2 separate regions of the Homo sapiens genome follow, and region 1 is linked to region 2. The links are chromatin loops, found by intact Hi-C in ENCODE. Cell type or tissue: mammary epithelial cell. All regions are shown on one strand.

Region 1 (8,000 bases), 110 kb after region 2:
GAGGTCACTGAACTTTTAAAAACTTCACTGAGGGTCGTGCTTCTTTGCATATTGATCATGTGAATGTTTAGTGGACTTGCCTTAGTTGCTGGTACCTAAGATAGAGATTAAGGGCCCTCAAGGGGTATTCAGACCTCAAATTCAGCCAAACACAGGCGCAGCTTTTCCTGGGTCTGAGTGAGCTGAGGAAAGCACTTTTGAATGTGCAAGGACAATAAGATTAATAACCACTACCATCTCTGCAGTACGTACTGTGTACCAGACGCTGTGCCAAGTGACCAACAGACATTACCGAATTCATCTTTGCCGCAACCCAACAAGGGAACTGAGGGTCAGAGAAGGGGTCCAGCCAGGGGCCGCCAAGGTTCGGACTCAGCCTGGGACCACTGGCTCCAAAGCTGGGGGTCCTTACTCCTGTTGAGCTGCAGGCCCCTCCAACACAGGCAGTGGGTGGGCCCCCAAATAGCTCATCTTCAAGGATATGGCCTCCGGAAAGCCCAGGGAAAGTGTGGATCGATTTTCCTGGGTCAAGGAAGAATCAAACCTACACTTCTTTACCTATTTGATGACACAAACCCCTTTGAGAACCAGGGGTTGGATGGAGCCTCTCCCTGCAAAAAAGACCCCATCTGCCAAACTGCAGGGGTCCAGAGACCCCCTGCCCCCTGAAACCCTTCCATGGACCTCAGGTTTAGAATCTCTCCATTAAGCCATGAGCATGATTATTTGAAAGTTAAAATGAGGCCAGAAGGGATAATAGTAACAGTCATAATAATACGAATAACAGGATACATTTTACTGATCACCTGTTGTCAGGCATTTATGCCAGGGGTCGGCAAACATTTTCTGTAAAAGGCTAAATACTAAACATTTTAGACTTTGCAGGCTATACAGTCTCAGATCCATTGACCAGAACCACAGGCCAGCCACTGGGACCCTGGATGACTCCAACAAGCCCTGGAGCCATCTACGCAACTCCATGAGGAGTCGGGGGATGGGGGCCACCAAGCTCCCCTTGTTATTAGCCACAGACAATATGTAAACAAATGGTCACGCTTGTGTTCCCATAAAACTTCACGGACACCAAAACCTGAAGTTTATATAATGTTCATGTGTCACGAAATGCTACAAAATGCTATTCTTTTGATTTTTTCCCCCCAAAATTAAAAAGTGTAAAAACCGGCCAGGCATGATGTCTCATGCCTGTAATCTCAGCACTTTGGGAGGCTGAGGTGGGTGGATCACTTGAGGTCAGGAGTTTGAGACTAGCCTGGCCAACATGGTGAAACCCTGTCTCTACTAAAAATATAAAAATTAGCCAGGTGTGGTAGCACATGCCTGTAATCCCAGCTACTCAGGAGTCTGAGGCAGGAGAATTGCTTGAACCGGGGAGGTGGAGGTTGCCGTGAGCCGAGATTGTGCCATTGCACTCCAGCCTGGGAGACAGAGCAAGACTCTGTCTTAAAAAAAAAAAAAAAAAGCACAGGAGTCAGGATTTGAGCCCACTCCCAAGCCTGTTTGCTTTCCTAAGAGACAAGATGGGTACATTTAAATTGTGGAGGAAGAAAAGGTGACAGTGAAGCAGGAAGGAAGACCCAGGAGCAAGGGCAGTCCCCTGGGCCCTGGGAATATCAGGCAGAGAGGCTCCATCCTCCTGCAGTCTTTGCTGAATGGTCTGCACTGCAGGGGAGGGCGGCTGGTTTCCTGAGCCATCCCTCTAACCCCCTACAAGCGGCTCCAAGGACAGAGTCTCCAGATCCAGGACAGCTGGTGGCCTTCACATTGTTTTGCGTCTCCCAGGTTCTCTTAATTATAACCAATTTGCCACCCTCAGCAATTCCTTGTTCCCCTCTGCTAATACCCATGAGTTGGAACCATCAGCCGAACTCCCAGCCAAACAGGCTAAAATCACTTCCCTTTCCCATGTAGGGAGTCCTCCAGTCTCTTAGAAACTCGCCTTTCTTCTCAGTCCTGTGAGACGGGCGAGGCCTGCCCTTCTGTGCGCTGACTTACTGGGCTGGGATCTGCCCTAGCGGGAGACAGAATCTGCTCAACTTTCTCCAGCTCCTCCCCGCCCCTTGCACCCCTCCACTCTCCCCCCAACCCCTCCTGCTGACTCTTGGGGCTCTGGCACACTGCCTGCCAAGCACAACCTTTCCTTTTTTTCCTCTCTCTAAAGACAGGGTCTCACTCTGTCGCCCAGGCTGGAGAGCAGTGGCACCGTCACAGGGTAAACTCCAAAACTGGGATTCAGCCTGGGGGTGCCCCATGGGTTCCTGGCTTGAAGCAGGAAGGAACTCAAGAGTGAGCTGACAGTAAAGTGAAAGCAAGTCTATTAAGAAAGTAAAGGAATAAAGGAGGGCTACTCCATAGGGAGAGCAGCGGCATGGGCTGCTTGACTGAGTAGACTTACGGTTATTTCTTGATGATATACTAAACAAGGGATGGATTATTCATGAGTTTTCTGGGAAAGGGGTGGGGAGTTCCCGGAACTGAGGGTTCCTTCCCTTTTTAGACCATATAGGGTAACTTCCAGATATTGCCATGGCATTCATAAACTGTCATGGCCCTGGTGGGAGTGTCTTTTCACATGCTAATGAATTATAATTAGCATATAATGACCAGTGAGGACAACCAGCCATGTTGGTTTTGGCGGGTTTTGTCCGGCTTCTTCACTGCATCTCATTTTATCAGCGGGGTCTTTGTGACCTGTATCTTGTGAAGCCAGTCCTGCCGACCTCCTATCTCATCCTGTGACTAAGAATGCCCAGCCTCCTTAGAATGCAGCCCAGCTGGTCTCAGCCTCATTTTATTCAGCCCCTATTCAAGATGGAGTCGCTCTGTTTCCATTGCCTCTGACAGCACAATCATAGCTCATTGCAGCCTCACTCTCCTGGGTTTGAACAATCCTTCCATCTCAGCTTCCTGAGTAGCTGGGACCACAGGCGTGGGCTGCTACGTCCAGCTGATTTTTTCTTTTTTTTTTAATTATTGTAGAGACAGCGTCTCACTATGTTGCCCAGGTTAGTCTTGAACTCCTGGGCTCAAGTGATCCTCTCGTCTTGGCCTCCCGAAGTGCTGAGATTACAGGCACCAGCCACCATGCCTGGCTCCTTTATAACCTCCATTTATTCATCTAGAAAATAGGTACAGGCTGGGCATGGTGGCTCATGCCTATAATCCCAGCACTTTGGGAGGCCGAGGCGGGCGGATCACCTGAGGTCAGGAATTTGAGACCAGCCTGGCCAACATGTTGAAACCCCGTCTCTACTAAAGATACAAAAAAATCAGCCTGGCGTGCTACTCCCTAGCTACTCCGGGAGGCTGAGGCAGGAGAATCGCTTGAACCTGGGAGGCGGAGGTTGCAGTGAGCCGAGATCTAGTCACTGCACTCCAGCCTGGGTAACGGCAAGACTTCCTCTCAAAAAAAAAAAAAAGAAAGAAAAGAGATACAGCAGTAGTTTCTCATAGGGTTGTTGTGAAGATTAAATGAAATAAGAAAGGTACAATATTTAGCTCAGTGACTGGCCTGTGAGTCCTCAATACATTTTAACAATTTTTATCAGTAAACTCAGGGGACCACCAGGAGCAGGGGGCACCTCAGATTTGCCCTGCCTTTCAGATTGAGAACCCTATTTATCAAACTCCAAGTTTACAATGCACAAAGTAGGGGCAGTTCCCTCCTTAGAGAATAATTCCTGACTTGGTTCCTTCAAGTAGCTGGTTTCCCCCAGGACCTTCAATATGTGACCCCATTTAATAAAGGTATCTATTGACCTTTACTTTCTTAGGGACCTAGCTGTTGGGTGAAAATACCCTTTTCTGCCGACTCCCTGCCTGCAGTGGATTTCCTTATCTGTTGCTTCAGGTAAGGGAACAAATGCAGAATTTGAATGTCCTCATAGTTCCCCCAATGCTGCAGGTGGACAAATAGGCTAAGGCCCCTGGCCCAGCTGGCAGAGGTAAGGAGCTGCCCGCCCGCCCAGCTCCCGCTGCGGCAGAGCCCCCAGCCGCCGCCTCCTGCCGCCCTCGCCTTTCCTGCAGGAGCCGTCCCAGCGCAGGCTTGCTCACCAGCGCCGCCCCGTGGTAAGACTGCAGATCTGCGGAAGAAGGCCAGCCCTGAACCGCAACTGCTCTCAAGCCCTTCCATTACAGTTACACGGATTTTTTGCCCAGCGCGGTGATGCGTGCCTGTAATCCCAGCTACTCTGGAGGCTGAGAGGAAGGATGCCTTGAGCCCAGGAGTTCAGAATCAGCCTGGGCAAAATTGCGAGAGAAAAGAAAAAAGAAAAAAATAATGTCACAGGTGTCCTGACTCTAAACCTGGACATTAGCCCAGGTCTCACTCTCACCAAGCCCTCTAAAGAACTCATTCTATCAGATAAGTGATCAGATGAATTATTCTACCTCCATACTATGAAATCCTATGTCACCATTGAAATTAATGTGGTGTATAATCTCCAAAGGCAATGAAAAAAAAAGAACAAATTAATGTAGTGCTTCTACACACACTGTATCAGAATATCTTACGTGAAAAAAGTCAAAGAACAAAGCATAAGTGTAATTTTTTTTTTTTGGCCAAATTTTAAAAAGAGGGAGGGAAATATATGTATGTGTATACAAAGGCACCAGCAAAGTCCTGCAAGTTCTGTGCCTAACTCTTATTGTGGTCACCTTTGGAAAAGGAAAGGAAGAAGACAGGAGGAGGCCAGGGGCAGTTGCTTACGCCTGTAATCCCAGCACTTTGGGAGGCCAAGGTAAGTGGATCTCTTGAGCCCAGGAGTTCGAGACCAGCCTGGGCAACATGGCAAAACCCGGTGTCTACAAAAAATATAAAAATTAGCCAAGCATGGTGGTGTGTGCCTGTAGTCCTAGCTACTCAGGAGGCTGAAGTGGGAGAATCACTTGAGCCTGGGAGGTCTAGGCTGCAGTGAGCCGTGATCACGCCATTGCACTCCAGCCTGGGCAACAGAGTGAAACCCTGTCTCCAAAAAGGAAAAGAGAAGGTGAGGACACTTACATTTTCACATTTTATTTGATATATTTATATGTGGCTTGAATCTCTTACATTCATGCATTACATGTGCAAGTTTGAAAATAAAGTGCAGGTGGATTATTTTAAAATTTGGAGGCTGGGCCCGGTGGCTCACACCTGTAATTCCAGCACTTTGAGAGGCCAAGGCAGGAGGATCACCTGAGGTCAGAGGTTTGAGATCAGCCTGGTCAACATGGCGAAACCCCGTCTCTACTAAAAATACAAAAATTAGCTGGGTGTGGTGGCGCGTGCCTGTAATCCCAGCTACTCAGGAGGCTGAGGCAGGAGAATCACTTGAACCCAGGAAGCAGAGGTTGCAGTGAACTGAGACGGTGCCACTGCATTCCAGCCTGGGCAACAAGAGTGAAACTCCATCTCAAAAAAAAAAAAAAATTTGGAAAGCACACAAAACAAAAAGAACAACATAAGTCTCTCTCACTGTCACACTGCTCAGTGGAAGCACTGTTAAAAGGCTGGTGCATGTGTTTCCAGCACGCACTAGGAGCACTGAGGAACACTGCTTCCCCTGCTTGCCCCCAGGAAGGGGGCCTGGCCAATGCCCTGGACTAGACATCTATTCTGCTGTCCAGCATCACCCATGCCACTGCCCTGCCCCACCCTGAGCCACTCCTGGAGACACCTCCCAGTGCAGGGAGTCTCCCAGAAGCTTTGGGCCAGCAGAATGCTCAGCTCCCAAGCCAAAATGTCCTTCTCTTTGTTAACTACAAAATAAACATCTCCAGGCCCCCTGGGCCACTTGCAGTACAGATGTTTATGCCTTTGGAAAGAGACAAAAAGAGAAAGACTCTTGCAATTTCTCCCTGAGACAATGGGTGCCAAGTTGGTAATTAACCCTCAGCAACCAGGGCGTCTGATCTTCCACCAGCCAGTCTGCAGCAGGTTGTGGGAGTGATTGATTGGGCCTGTGCTAGAACTTGGTGATTGGTGGGCCTTCCAGGCCTTGGAATGCTCTCCGCACAGGAATGCTCTCCGCACAGGACGCTGGCTGCCTCTTCAAAACTCTAAATGAGGTACTAGGAACCCACCCCTAAGAAGGCCCCCACACTGCTGCATCCCATTCCAGATGAAGGGCTGTGAGCAGCCCTAGCATTCATCAAACCACTCGGGGGAGCCCCAGGGCCTGCACGCAGAGCTGGGAGGAGCAAGGCTGCTGAGGGGCAGGCACTCGGTCATCTTGACATTGCATTCACTAAACACCCTCGGACCAGGCTCCCCGCTCAACTCTACATACGGTGCCTTATTTCCTTTGACTCTCCCAGCAACCCCATGAGGTAGGTACAGTTCTATTCCAGTTTTTATAGATGAGGAAATTGAGTCTTGGAGAAATAAAGCCTGTGCTGCCATCACTTAATCCTGGGTGGATAACATCTCTTCTTCAGACAGGTGTTCCTAGACCAAGGTCATCCTGCTGGTAAGTGGGGGTAAAGATGGACTGAACCCTTTTTACAACTTTGAAGCCACACCTGCCCATCCCCACATATTCATATTGGAAAACTCTTTCCAGAGGGTTATCATCTTCAGGCTTCTACAAACTATGCCAAGTCAGAGGAGCCGACCTGTGGGGGCTCCACGCAAAGATTACAGTCAGGTCTTCCCTTGGATGTAGCCAGAGACAGCTGAGAGCTGTCCCCTGGACCAGAATTCCATCATGAGAGGCTGGGGGATTGCCTTCTTTCCAGTGGGGGAGCCGAGGCCCAGAGAGCAGAATTCGTGTCCAAGGCCCCACCATGACTTTGTTTTTCGTTGTGGTTTGAGATGGAGTCTCGCTCTTGTTGCCCAGGCTGGAGTGCAATGGCACGATCTCAGCTCACTGCAACCTCCACCTCCTGGGTTCAGGTGATTCTCCTGCCTCAGCCTCCCGAATAGCTGGGATTACAGGCATGTGCCACCACGCCCAGCTAATTTTTGTATTTTTAGTAGAAATGGTGTTTCACCATGTTGGCCAGGCTGGTCTCGAACTCCTGGCCTCAAGTGATCCACCTGCCTCGGCCTCCCAAAGTGCTGGGATTACAGGTGTGAGCCACCACATCCAGCCCCCACCATGACTTTGCCTCTGTGGCCAATGTCATGTCCATGGCTGCACGGAGCTTCCTGAAAACACGGAGGCTGGTGGCAAGGACCCGCCTTGGAAAATGGGGAGAAAGCCAATCCCCCTAGATACATCCCCTGAGCCCTTGGGCTGGGAGAAGGGCATTGTGTAGCCTCTAAGGGAGACTACAAAGTAAGAAGGGATTGCTTCCATCTTGTCATTCCACCATCTGTGTCACAAACAGGCAGGTCAGGGGAGCAAACATGGCAGAGGGACATGGCCTAGGAGTCCTGTACTTCATTTTCCCTCACATTTCATTGTCTGTTACAGGTCACATGGTCTCACCTGGATGCAAAGGCCACTGGGAAATGTAGTCTTCCAGTGGGCCAGGAGTTGTGTACAATGAAATTAGCGAATATATAGCCTGTCTCTGCCACACTATTCAAAAACTCGTAGTCATGTCAGGGCCCAGAATGCCTTGAGATTGTTGCTCAGCACATGAGAGCATGAGGCTGGAGAAGTGGGCTGGCCCAGTGTGAGAAACACGGGTAAAACACGGGGTACCAATTTGCAATCTAGCCCCATGTGGTCCAGGTTCCTCACGTGCAGCCAGCCATGGCAGTAGAGGGACAAAATGATGCCGGAGCAAGAGACAGAGTCCCCCAGATGAATGTCAAGGGAAACCCAATAGCCCTGAAGACATCAAGGGGAGGCCACGCCAGCCAAGATTCCTGGCTCACTTTGCAGAAAAGAGGATGTAAGAGGGCACTGGGGAAGGAAAAGGGAGAACAGCGGAGAGGCGCCGACATGGGGCACGGGGAATTCTAGGGAAACTGGGCCTGGAGGGCTGGAAAAGTCTCTGCCACCAGCAGGGCAGCTTCATGGATGTGCAGCCTCCACAGTCACACAGAGCCC
Region 2 (8,000 bases):
CTTGTGGGTGGGGATGAGGGGAAGGGCACATAGAGGGCAGCAAGACAAGGCCTTTGGCTGCTTCTGGGAGGCCTTGCCAAAACTTCCCACCTGTGTTCTGCAGTCACACCCTTCTGTTAATCTTGCACTCCAGGCTGTGCACAGTTTAGGGATAACGGCCCTCTCCAGCTACAGCCCAGTTTACCAGTGACTTTCATCCAACCATATCCACCAGGCTGCATCTTTCCCATCCTTTCTTTGAAAGGGCCCCAGCTTCAGAGTTTTGGACGTTAAGTATGTGACTTAAAGATCCTAAAGATAGGATTTCTGGTGGCCACAAGACTGTGAACTCCTAATTAGGGTCTAGGTTTGTTTTGAAATAATATTCTGGTCTACACTTGAGTAATTAAAATGGTGAATGATCTGTGAGAGTGATTGGTTCAAGGAATATGCCTCATCAATTTTTAAACTGAAAATAAGGGCAGGGGGCAAAGAATGACCAAGTAATGTTCTGTTGCTTTTTTTTTTTTTTTTAAGACAGGGTCTCGCCCTGTCGCCCAGGCTGGAGTGCAGTGGCACAATCATGGCTCACTACAGCTTCAACCTCCTGGGCTCAAGCAGTCTACCTCAGCCTCCCGAGGAGCTGGGACTACAGGTGAATGCCACCATGCCTGCCTAGTTTTTAACTTTTTTGTGGAGACAGTCTTGCTATATTGCCCAGGCTAGTCTTGAACTCCTGGCTTCAAGCAGTCCTCCTGCCTCAACCTCCGAAAGTGCTGAGATTACAGGCATGAGCCACTGCACCTGGCCTGTATTTTTTTAATTTCCTTTCAGAACAGTATAATAAAAGTGTCTTTTTCTAAATATGGGTTATTCATGGCCTATTTTAAATCCTAAGCTGGCTTCTGACAGGCAAGTTCCCTTTAGGATCTTAGCTTGGCTCCCCTCCTGTCCAGTCCTGGTGTGTGCAGGAAATACAAACTGATTTTAATAGTAGTTTACATTAAATATTATTTTAAAAGTAGATCACCTGTGCGAATGAAGTATTTTTCTCAAACAAGGTATGTCCTTAGATCCTGTGCCTTTGCCTGGTTGTATTGGAAGTCAAGCTGTAAATGGAATTTAAGCACCATATATATATATATAGAGAGAGAGAGAGAGACAGATTCAAACCCCTGGGCTCAAGTGATACTCCCGCCTCAGCCTCCCAAGTAGCTGGGATTACAGGCCCGTGCAACTACAACCAGCTGCCTTATTACTGACCTGCCCTCTTCACTGTAAAAACCAGGAAACATATCACCATGTCCTAGATTTTGTGAAAAACGTCTTTTGTGTCTCTCAAATGGATCATGCTTCATCCGGAACCTCTGAGTCCTTGAGACCTCCACGTTCCGGGCGGAGCAGGGAAGCCTGAACTTTAAGAAGGCCACGTGGCTAAATGGCTTCCCTGAGGCATGTCTCTCCTGGGAAGGCATTCCCTACCCCAGATCCTGCAGCCTTTCATCCTGAGGCCATTAGACTCTCCAGGTGCACCTGCATCAAAGCGCACAGGTACCGCGCTCCTGATCTGGACTTATCTGAATTGTACCTTCCCCGAGGGTGCTGTTTGATGTGCTTGATTGTGGAATGAAAGCCAAATAAAGGAATGAGAGGGGCTGTTTATTTCCTCATTTTTAGTGCTTTTCCTCAGGGCCCTTCTATGTCTGGAGAAGGAATTTATGAAAAAGCCTAGGATACCACCTAAGCGGAAAACACCAGCATCTACTTACAATTATATTAACTCTGGCATCCATGAGCTGTTGGCCTCTGGCAGAGGAGTCTGTGTCCCTAAAGAGCTCTATGGATAGCCAGTATGGTGGCTCATGCCTGTGATCTCAGCACTTTGGGAGGCCGGAATGGGAGGATCACTTGAGCCCAGGAGCTCAAGACCAACCTGGGCAACATAGTGAGACCTCGTCTCTACCAAAAAAAAAAAAAAAAAAAAAAAAATTAGCCTGGCATGGTAGCAGGCACCTGCAGTCCCAGCTACTCAGGAGGCTGAGGCAGGAGGATCATTCGAGGCCAGGAGTTTGAGGCTGCAGTGAGCTATGATTGCACCACTCCAGCCCAGGTGACAGAGTGAAAGCCCATCTCTGATAGATAGAAAGATAGATAGCTCTATGGTGGAGGAAAGTGATGCCACTCTCGCCTCACACTTTTTCAGCTGTGTCATCAGCATCCTCTCTTCCTGGAGGAGGGTGACAGGGCCAGTGTAGTTCTGAGTTGCTCTGATAGCCTGCTGCTTCTCATTTGAGTGACCAAGGCTGGGAATTTAGAAGGGACTCTAGTCATAATAACATAGGCGGCCTCCCTGCACCCCCTCCCCCTTTTTTTTTTTGAGGCAGAGTCTCACTCTGTCGCCCAGGCTGGAGTGCCGTGGTGCGATCTCGGCTCATTACAACCTCCGCCTCCCAGGCTCAAGTGATTCTCCTGCCTCAGCCTCCCGAGTAACTGGGAGTACAAGCACATGCCACCACATCCAGCTGATTTTTTGCATTTTTAGTAGAGATAGGCTTTCACCATGTTGGCCAGACTGGTCTGGAACTCCTGACCTCAGGTGATCTACCCGCCTAAGCCTCTCAGAATGCTGGGATTACAGGCATAAGCCACCATGCCCAGCCATCCCCCACCGCCTTTTTTTTTTTTAACAGATGGGGAAACTGAGGCTGAGGCTGAAAGCAATTGAGTGACTTGTCCACTGTTGGCAGCATGCCAGTGGCAGAGGCAGGAATAGCTCCCAGGATTCATTCCTGACTCCTAGCCTAGCAATCTGGTGATGAAACAGGGTGTGGTGGACAATCGGCAGAGACTTTCAATGCATTGAATCTCCATTCAAAAAGAAAGGGTCCCCTGCAAGACAAAGACAGATTGTCCAGAGTGCCAGAACTTCTTAAACTGCCAAGGAACTTGCAGTATACTGAAGATTTTACTGAAGTTGTTTTTGGTACTGTTTGGTGCTAAATACAAGGAATTGGTTTGTTGTAAAAGCTATAGGGTGAGACTGCCCTCTAGTGGGCCAGTGGAGCTATTGGTCTAGCTGTGTTCTGGGCAACTTTGCTTTCTCACGCCACATCAATGTAGAGCGATTATTCCTACGGAAAGGAATTTCAATTTTATTCTTTCTCAAGCACTGTGGCCCATAGTAACTCTGTTGATCTCTAAGCACTAGCCATCATTTGCGCGTCTTATAGAAGGCTGGGTTTGCCTTCTATACATACACACATTAGAAGTGTCTTACTTCCCTAACAAGATTCAGGCTCCTAAAAGCCAGGACATGCATGTATGTATGTATGTATATATTTTGTGGAGACAGGGTCTTGCTCTGTCACTCAGGCTAGAATGAAGTGGTGCAATCACAACCCAACCTCTACCTCTTGGGCTCAATCAAACCTCCTACCTCAGCCTCCCGAGTAGCTGAGACTACAGTTACGTCCTGCCACACCCAGCTAATTTTTCTGTTATTTTTTAGATAATGGGGTCTTGCTATGTTACCTAGACTGGTCTCGAACTCCAGCCATGCTATATCTTAAGTCTTGTTTTTCCACAGCTTCTGCCTTGCTGTCCCCTTAGCTGGACATGGAATTAGAAGGTTCTTTGGGATGGAAAGGAATCCTTCCCCCACCTCCCCCAAAAAGAATCCCGTCACTTCTCATTTGTTCCTAAAACATTCTAATCTCATCCCTCTGATCAGTAGTTCCCCAAGTAGTTGAATCATCTGAATCCCCCAGAAAGCATACACAACTCAGTTTCCTGGGCCTGACTCCAGCCCTGCTCAATCAGTCTCTGTGGTTTGAGCCAGGAAACCTGCTTTACAAACTTCCCAAGTGGCTTTTGATGTGTAGCCAGGTCTGGCAGCCAACTGCTTCAAAACCCCATTTACAATTATTTTTCACAGCTCCCACCACCGACAGTGTCTCCAGAGGTCTTCAGCTTGTGTCACTTATTAAAATTAACCATTTTGAGACTCATTCAGAAATACTCAATATATTCTTCTAACTGGGTGACATGGGAAGGAAAAAGGAACCGCATGAGATGGACCAAAGGCACTTGCTTTGGTTGCCAATGGCTCTGAAACAGGAAATACTGAAACCAATACCTCTGTACTGACTGGGCAGGTTGTTGATGTGTAGGTTGTTTTCAGTATTTGGGCTGGATAGGAAGACAAAAGTTTGTTAAGTTATCAATTATGTATTTTCCCCTATTATAAGTCATCTGACCTCATGATTACCATACAAGGTAGGTGAAATTGTCCTCTTTAAAAAAAAGTTTTCTAATTGACAGATAATAATTGTACATATTCGTGGGGTACATAGCAATATTTCAATACATACAAGGTATAGTGATCAGATCAGGGTAATTCGCATATCCATTATCTCAAACATTTATCACTTCTTTGTGTTGGGAATGTCCTTCTCCTAGCTATTTGAAACTATATGTTATTGTTAACTCTAGTCATCAGTCCCCTTCTTTATAGATGGGAAAATTGAGGATTAGGAAAGTGAAGTAACATCCCTGAAGTCACCTAAGTTGGTAACTGTCAGATTCTGCATTTGATTACAGGCCTGATTGCCAAGGCCAACTTTGAAAAGGTAAGAGGACCAGAGGGCCAACCTGCTGTTTTTTTAACTCTGGCAGGCCAAGCGAGCAGTACAGCGGGGAGCTACTGCAGTCATCTTTGATGTGTCTGAAAACCCAGAAGCTATTGATCAGGTAAGCTCCTCAGGCCATGCCAACACTGCAGCCTCCCTGAGAAAGGCACTTCCTTTAGTGAGCTTGGCTTGTCCCGGTCATGTCACCCTCATCTCAGAGCATTTGCTCTTGTCTTCTGAAGTTAGGTGTCCATGTTTGGACATAATTCCCAAAGGAGGTATACTGGGCGAGGTTAAGAGCCAGGGAATTGGGGCACAGGGGGCATTTTCTCTTTTTTTCCCCCGAGATGGAGTCTTGCTCTGTCACCCAGGCTGGAGTGCAGTGGCGCAATTTCAGCTCACTGCAATCTCCACCTCCCGGGTTCAAGCGATTCTCCTGCCTCAGCCTCCCAAGTATCTGGAATTATAGGCACGAGCCACCACGCCTGGCTAATTTTTGTGTTTTTAGTAGAGATGGGGTTTCACCATGTTGGCCAGGCTGGTCTTGAACTCTTGACCTTGTGATCCATCTGCCTCGGCCTCCCAAAGTGCTGGGATTATAGGCGTGAGCCACTGCACCGGGTTCAGGGGGCATTTTCTAAGACCTTTCTGGGCCTTCTGCTTGCCCAGTCCATCCCAAAACAAGCGTCATTCTCAGCCTTGCTCTTCTGGGAGCTCCAAGGCTGTAATGTTGGAAGAGCTGGAGGATTCCAGACAGGTATTCAGTGTTCCTTCCCTCCAGCCTTTCTTTCTCTCTACTGCTTCTTAAAGTAAGCGCACCTTTTAACCAGAGCCCTCTCTTCTTCCTTAGCTGAACCAGGGCTCTGAAGACCCGCTCAAGAGGCCGGTGGTGTATGTGAAGGGTGCAGATGCCATTAAGCTGATGAACATCGTCAACAAGCAGAAAGTGGCTCGAGCAAGGATCCAGCACCGCCCTCCTCGAGTGAGCCTCCGCACCATTTGGCACAGGCTCGGGGCCTTCTCTGCTACTACCTGTCCCTTTATTTCCCTTGGGCTTTCATTCCTATCTCTGTCTGAAATGCTGGCATACCCCAGGTTCCTGCAGGCTTAGATCAGCTATTGGACTCAAGGCCAGGGTGAAATTTTACTCATGTTCCTTTATAGTGAATTTGAGAAATCCTACCAGAAATAGATACTTTTGTGCTAAGATGTCTCTGGCCTCTTCCACCTGGCATTCCCTCTTGGCCATCTCTCATCCTTTCTTTTCCATCCCATCTCCCTCTGAAAGGCAAACTGAGGAGGATTGAAGGGATGGGGCATCCAGCACCTGGCTTCCCGTGGCTTCCTTCTTCTATCTGGCTTAGACACTAGAAAAAAAGGCTTGTATTTCCTTCTTCCTGTAGAGTAGATTACCTTATTGAAACTCCCCAAGTTAATTTGAGTCTGGAAAAGTTAGCTTTCAACTGGGATTGAGTTCGACGGCTAAATGAATAGCATCTGCATCTCTTAAGTATGTAGAAGAGACACTACTGGCCACTAACTCTTAACCAGCCTCTTCTGCTCAAACCTCAAGCTGAAGAATTCCAGGAACCTTGGGCTGGTGCCCTATATTGGTGTTATTTCCTCCTCACAAATATTGGGACATTCACAGTGTAGGATGATTCTTTCCCATACACAACATAGCCGGTTACATGCAGCTTCCACTTTGCAAAGCTCTATTCCCATTGGCCAAATGGAGGTCCCAGATAAGGTGGCTGTGAGGTTTTAGGAGGCAGTGAGGAAAAGGTAAGAACTAAAACTAGAGGGAGTTTGCTGAACTGACTTGTTGGCTTCTTTTTAAAGGGAAAAAAAAAAGCGCTTTGGTAAATATGACTCATTGTAGTGGAAGCTGATATTTGTGGAAGCAGCATACAATTTTCTGAGTTGTTGTAAACCATTAATTATACGGTTAGTAATCACTGTTCCCTCAAAACATGACACTCACTCTTTTGTCCTATAAATGTGATTATTTGTGTTGATTTGGAAGGGCCTTTCTTACCAGTTACAGCCAACTTTGCAGTATTCCACAGGCTTTACCAACAGAGTTCCCTTGGCTCTTGGGGGGCCTGGCTGAGATCGCCACAGGCGTCCCCCTGGGCCACACCAAAGGCACTACATGGGCCTAGGGAGCACACCATGTGCATGTGAGCAGAACCCCAGGAGTTTCCTGCAAATTGAGGGGAAACTCATCCCGGTCACCCCATCTTTATCCTGACAAAGCCAAGATAGCCCATGTGCCGCTTACCAGGCTGGAGAGAGGCTGTGACTCACTGTGTCTGTGTTCCGTTCCAGCAACCCACTGAATACTTTGACATGGGGATTTTCCTGGCTTTCTTCGTCGTGGTCTCCTTGGTCTGCCTCATCCTCCTTGTCAAAATCAAGCTGAAGCAGCGACGCAGTCAGGTAGTGCCTCTGTGTGTAGCCCGTGAGCAGTAACCCCTCTTGCCGTGACACTGGGGAAAACCAGGACTCTCGTCACCTTATTTTTTGATGGTGCAACATGGAGCCTCACAGCTGTGGACTCTGAGCTCTGCAGCCTGTTCCCAGTGGCCTAGAAACTGCAAAGATGGAAAAAAAATAAGAGCAAACTAGGCCAGGCACCATGACTCACGCTTGTAATCCCAGCACTTTGGGAGGCCGAGGCAGGCAGATCACTTGAGCTCACGAGTTCAAGACCAGCCTAGTCAACATGGCAAAACCCCGTCTCTACCAAAAATACAAAAATTAGCTGGGCATGGTGGCATGTACGTGTAGTCCCAGCTACTCGGGAGGCTGAGGTGGGAGGATCACTTGAGCCTAGAGGGCAGAGGTTGCAATGAGCTATGATCACACCACTGCATTCCAGCCTGGGTAACAGAGTAAGACCCTGTCTCACAAAAAAAAAAAAAAAAAAAAGATCAAAACTTACAGCCCAGTGCCTTCTCTGTTCTAAAAGGGCTAGTCCTACAAAGGTTAAGCATTGGGAATATCTCCAGCAGGTGTTTCGAAGGAAGTGTTTATTTTATTTTTTTATTTCTTTGAGACAAGATCTCATTCTGTCACCCAGGCTGGAGTGCAATGGCATGATCTCGGCTCACTGCAACCTCCACCTCCCGGGGTCAACTGAGTCTCATGCCTTAGCCTCCCAAGTAGCTGGAATTACAGGCACCCGGCTAATTTTTGTATTTTTAATAGAGACGGGGTTTTACCATGTTGGCCAGCCTGGTCTCAAACTCCTAACCTCATGTGATCCGCCCGCCTCGGCCTCCCAAAATGCTGGGATTACAGGCGTGAGCCACCACGCCCGTCCCAAAGGAAGTGTTTAAGTCAACGTTAATAAGTATTATAAACACTCCACAGGTCTAGAATATGTGC

The links. Hi-C counts contacts between places; a loop is a spot of excess contacts. Peaks named below come from ENCODE experiments on the same cell type or tissue, not always from the same donor. Only the 100,000 strongest peaks of a DNase experiment are listed, where the experiment ranks them.
Region 1: a loop joins it to region 2, with 9 times the contacts of the local background. A loop is called at or near these places in 18 of 110 quality-filtered maps.

Annotation. Positions count from the first base shown.
Region 1 is chr22:29,150,547-29,158,546 of GRCh38, forward strand. It overlaps a transcript of KREMEN1 not described here. Among named protein-coding and RNA genes, the nearest start is that of EMID1, 51 kb to the right of the region's middle. RefSeq lists an enhancer at 1,315-2,098. In mammary epithelial cell, a CTCF peak has its summit at 4,082; no DNase peak of the experiment used is centred here.
Region 2 is chr22:29,037,842-29,045,841 of GRCh38, forward strand. ZNRF3 (zinc and ring finger 3) reads left to right here. Exons shown (of 9, transcript NM_001206998.2): 3 at 4,654-4,728; 4 at 5,458-5,589; 5 at 6,939-7,049. Among named protein-coding and RNA genes, the nearest start is that of ZNRF3-AS1, 10 kb to the left of the region's middle. RefSeq lists a silencer at 7,000-7,294 and an enhancer at 7,000-7,294. In mammary epithelial cell, a CTCF peak has its summit at 3,027 (motif pointing left); a DNase peak (open chromatin) is centred at 2,920; H3K27ac peaks cover 1,165 bases.